Regions from separate parts of the Homo sapiens genome. Here region 1 is linked to region 2. Evidence: read pairs that join two places in POLR2A ChIA-PET (ENCODE). Cell type or tissue: MCF 10A. All regions are shown on one strand. Region 1 overlaps GOLGA1 (golgin A1). Region 2 overlaps NR6A1 (nuclear receptor subfamily 6 group A member 1).

Region 1 (2,500 bases), 140 kb after region 2:
GAGCTGCTCCTCAGAGGCCTGCAAGGTCTGCTCCAGTTCTCTCACCTGAGAGGGAAGCAGAAGCATTCTTTCTGTTCACAAGAAGCTGAAGAGTGGTAACAAATGGCTTTAAAATGCAAAGCGATTTAAATAAAACAGGTACATTATAGAAAAATGTAACCTGAGAAAAAAGATACTGCATAAGTCTACCATTATAAAACACTAGCATTCTAACGTATTTTCTTAAACTCTCTTTTAATGACTTTTGTTTATAGCTTTATATAAAGTTTTAATAGGACAATGTAAAACTTTGTATCTTTTCCCTACTCTTAAATGTCCTTCTGTCTCCATGTAATCTTTAGACCTCAGATTATTATTTCCTCTAGAGTGTTTTGTAATTTACTGACCCATTTGCCTACTGTGCTGCCTACTTAGGCTTTCTGTTTTTCCCATCTAAAAGAATGCAGCAATTAACATCTTCACACAGTATTTTTTTTTTTTTTTTTTTGAGATGGAGTCTTGCTCTGTCGCCCAGGCTGGAGTGCAGTGGCATGATCTCCACTCACTGCAAGCTCCGCCTCCTGGGTTCACGTCATTCTCCTCCCTCAGCCTTCTGAGTAGCTGGGACTACAGGTGCCCGCTACCATGCCCAGCTAATTTTTTGTATTTTTAGTACAGACAGGGTTTCACTGTGCTAGCCAGGATGGTCTTGATCTCCTGACCTCGTGATCCACCTGCCTTAGCCTCCCAAAGTGCTGGGGCTACAGGCGTGAGCCACCATGCCCGGCCTATTTTTTTTTTTTTTTTTGAGATGGAGTGTCACTCTGTCATCAGGCTGGAGTGCAGTGGCGTGATCTCAGCTCACTGCAACCTCCGCCTGCTGGGTTCAAGCGATTCTCCTGCCTCAGCCTCCTGGGTAGCTAGGACTACAAGCGCACGCCACCACGCCCAGCTATTTTTTTTTTTTTTTTGAGATGGAGTCTCACTCTGTTGCCCAGGCTGGCGTGCAGTAGTGCAATCTTGGCTCACTGTAACCTCCACCTCCTGGGTTCAAGTGATTCTCCTACCTCAGCCTCCTGAGTAGCTAGGGACTACAGGCACATGCCACCACACCCAGCTAATGTTTTGTATTTTTAGTACAGACAGGGTTTCACCATGTTAGCCAGGATGGTCTCGATCTGCTGACCTCGTGATCCGCCCACCTCGGCCTCCCAAAGTGCTGCAATTACAGGCATGAGCCACCGCACCTGGTTGCTAATTTTTGTATTTTTAATAGAGACGGGGTTTCACCATGTTGGCCAGGACACACAGTATTTTTTTAACTGGTTTGAATCACTTCCTTAGGACAGATTCCTTGAAGTGGAATTACTGTTCACAATACAAATTCAGGATTTACTCATTCCACAAATACTGAGCAAGACTGACTCCATACCAGGAACTGCACCTGGGCACGAGGCCAGTGCCGTGAGTGGGACAGATGTAGACTGGCCCTCAGGGACTCACTGTCTAGTACTGAGTTGCACTTGGCTCTCCAAGATGGCAGTTTTACCAGATTCAAGCTACATCTATGAATTTCTCTTAGAAAGCCTTCTTATTTACTGAATAAGGTCTGGCCTTGGGGAGCTTTATTATTATTATTATTATTTTTGAGATGGAGTCTCGCTCTGTCGCCCAGGCTGGAGTGCAGTGGCATGATCTCGGCTCACTGCAAGCTCCACCTCCCGGGTTCACGCCATTCTCCTGCCTCAGCCTCCTGAGTAGCTGGGACTACAGGCAACTGCCACCATACCCAGCTAATTTTTTCTATTTTTTAGTAGAGACGGGGTTTCACTGTGTTAGCCAGGATGGTCTCGATCTCCTGACCTCATGATCCGCCTGCCTTGGCCTCCCAAAGTGCTGGGATTACAGGTGTGATTCACCGCGCCCAGCTGGGGAGCTTTATTATTAAACATAAGCACAAGGAAGGCTGTATGCAGCTTGGTGAAGGAGAGGTAGACACACAAGGAGAGGATTTTTTTTCTTTTTGAGACAGTCTTGCTCTGTCGCCCAGGCTTGAGTGCAGTGGCGCGATCTCGGCTCACTGAAAGCTCCGCCGCCTCCTGGGTTCACGCCATTTTCCTGCCTCAGCCTCCTGAGTAGCTGGGACTACAGGCGCCTGCCACCATGCCCAGCTAATTTTTTGTATTTTTAGTAGAGACAGGGTTTCACCGTGTTAGCCAGGATGGTCTCGATCTCCTGACCTTGTGATCCGCCCGCCTCAGCCTCCCAAAGTGCTGGGATTACAGGCATGAGCCACCGTGTCCAGCCAAGGAGAGGACGTTTTTAAGGCCTAGGCTCCTCACATACATTCACATCTTAGATTTAACCGAAACAATCCCATGAGAAAGGGGCTACTAGTCCACGGAGAAGAACAGGATTGTTACTAGCTCATGACTGCAAATTTTATTGGTGGTAGCGCCAAAACTAAGACGTTGTTTTACACTCCTGAGATCAGAAAATACCTAAGTCTCAATTTAGAAGC
Region 2 (2,500 bases):
GCACGATAGGATCTTTATCTCTTATAAATTGTTCATTATTCTATAGCAATGACTCTTAAGAAATTCTGTTGTCAGATTTATTTCCACAAATGTAAGTCTACCCTTGGTGAGGCAACTGGTTCTCTTGAAAAACTGCTGCCACAAGACAATTATCAGTTAAGCAACAGGTTTCATGTAGCAGGTAACAAAAGCTTTATCAGAGAACTCAGTGAGAGTGCACTACCACACATTTCATGTATTCCCAAGCAAAGAAAACTTAAAATGATATGAACTCATTTTCAATAAAAGTAGCTCAATTATCGAGGGAAGTAAGAAAACTCCAAAGTAAAAAAAGTACTACTAATGGTATCTGGTGAAGTCACCATCTTCTTTACACATTTCGTTAGTTCATTTAGACCTGGAGTTCTCATATATTTATGCCTGAGTGTTCTTCAGGATCCCTTTTACACTCTTAAAAATTATGAAGGACCCTAAAGGGTTGATATTTATGTGGCTTTGTCTATTGATATTTATCATACTGGAAAATAAACCTATGAAAAATTTAAAATATTTGATAATCCATTTAAATTTAATAAATTCACGTTAGTACAAATAACATTTTTATGAAAAATAAAATTGTCCAATAAAACATAAAAATTAGAAGAGTGGCATTGTTTTACATTTTGCTAATCTCCTTAATATCTGGCTTAATCCTAGCAGCTAGATCTCCTATCTGTTTACCCATTCAGTATATTGTGATTTTTTGTTGTTGTTGAAGCACAGGCAGAAAATCTGGCCCCACAGATTTATAATCGGAAAAGGAAGAAGTATTTGCTTTTTAAAGTAATTGTGGATAGTCTTCTTTGATACTACACCAAAACTCAATTAAGTGGTACTTTCTTAAAGGTTAGTTCAGTGTGAGTTTAAAACCATATCAATGAACTATGTGTAATCCGTTACATTAAAATCCATTGATCAATCTGGCATTTTGAACAGATCTCTTAGCTGTGTAGGATCCTGTAATATCACACATAGATCTTTTGGAAAATACTGAATTACTGAGATATTCAGATTTTCAAAATGTTGACACATTTCATAACATCGAAAATCATATTTATTTCATCATCCATCTCATCAGAAGACATTAATCATTGGGAAGCTGTCAAGCTCTTAGTGGCAAGTACAAGTTTTCCAAAACTAATTGTTGCTTGAAAGCTCAAATTTTATTTACTGGCAACCAATACTGTCAGTTTTCCTTGATATGACAGACTCACTGTTCGTTTAAGAAAAAAATAGTCTGCCAAATGCCCAAGGCTGAATCAAGTATAGTTTAATTATTTCAAGTATTCCATGAACAAAAGTAGCTGGCTCAGATCACAACATAATCACACAAGCACTTTGTCTTAAAACAACCATTTTAGTTTGCACCAGAAGTGCTTGGCATGTACTTTTCCATTTTGTCACACAGAATATCAAAAGTACATGTACTCAAGGGTCAAGATTTAATCATCATTTTTACTGCTTCATCAAGGATGACATTAAGTGGAAAAGTCTTTTTGAAAAATACAAGTGCATGGAAGTGAAGAATATAATGACTACTAATACAGTTTGTGCCTTGATTTCTGGTAAGGGACCAACAGTTTTTACTCACTATTGTTTCTGCAAAATCAGTGTAAATGTCAATACAGTAAAAAAGGCAAATGATGTCTTAGCATTACGATTAAAATATATTTAAGAACATCCTGAAAGGGTCTCAAGGACCCCCAGAGGTTTGCAGACCACACTTTGAAAATCACTGGTTTGGATGCAACCATAAATAAATTTAAGGACTCAATAAATGGGAAGAGATTAAGTTTGAAACAAACAATAGTAATGAATGGTCAAAGAATGACAGAAAATACAATTGAGTACTACTTCATTATTTGTTTATAAATTTTAAAAAGCAAGGGATGAGGAAGGGGGATAAAGTACATAAGGCTACACAGAAGTGTTCTGTCTTCTAGCTTTTCTTTCGTGACAGAAAGACTAAATTAGATAAACTGGAATTAGCCATAATAAAAAGAACATTGCATCTGATCCAGTGGAGCATAAGGAATTAAAAGACTGAATTTTTAATTCTTCCAAGGTGATACAGCTTCATACAGCTTCATGATTGAAATGGGGACTTGAATTAATAAAACTAGTTTTAAAAATGAAAACTGCCAGGCGCGGTGGCTCATGTCTGTAATCCCAGTACTTTGGGAGACTGAGGCACGTGGATCACTTGAGGTCAGGAGTTCGAAACCAGCCTGGCCAACATGGTGAAACCCTGTCTCTACTAAAAACACAAAAATTAGCTGGGCATGGTGGTGGATGCCTGTAATCCCAGCTACTCAGGAGGCTGAGGCAGGAGAATCGCTTGAACCCAGGAAGCTGAGGTTGCAGTGAGCAGAGATCGCACCGCTGCACTCCAGCCTGGGCAACAGAGTGAGACTCCATCACAAAAAAAAAAAAAAGAAAAGAAAAAACTATCTGGTTAAGC

Evidence for each region. Peaks named below come from ENCODE experiments on the same cell type or tissue, not always from the same donor. Only the 100,000 strongest peaks of a DNase experiment are listed, where the experiment ranks them.
Region 1: POLR2A ChIA-PET joins it to region 2 with 5 read pairs; 5 of 35 experiments call an interaction of 5 or more read pairs at or near these places.

What each region holds. Positions count from the first base shown.
Region 1 is chr9:124,900,503-124,903,002 of GRCh38, forward strand. It overlaps GOLGA1 (golgin A1), which reads right to left. Exons shown (of 23, transcript NM_002077.4): 13 at 1-45. Among named protein-coding and RNA genes, the nearest start is that of GOLGA1, 39 kb to the right of the region's middle. RefSeq lists an enhancer at 1-235. In MCF 10A, no CTCF peak of the experiment used is centred here; a DNase peak (open chromatin) is centred at 1,419.
Region 2 is chr9:124,761,724-124,764,223 of GRCh38, forward strand. The region is part of intron 1 of NR6A1 (nuclear receptor subfamily 6 group A member 1); the gene reads right to left. It overlaps LOC124900274 (a long non-coding RNA gene), which reads right to left. Exons shown (of 2, transcript XR_007061773.1): 1 at 1-2,500. Among named protein-coding and RNA genes, the nearest start is that of NR6A1, 8.3 kb to the right of the region's middle. In MCF 10A, no CTCF peak of the experiment used is centred here; no DNase peak of the experiment used is centred here.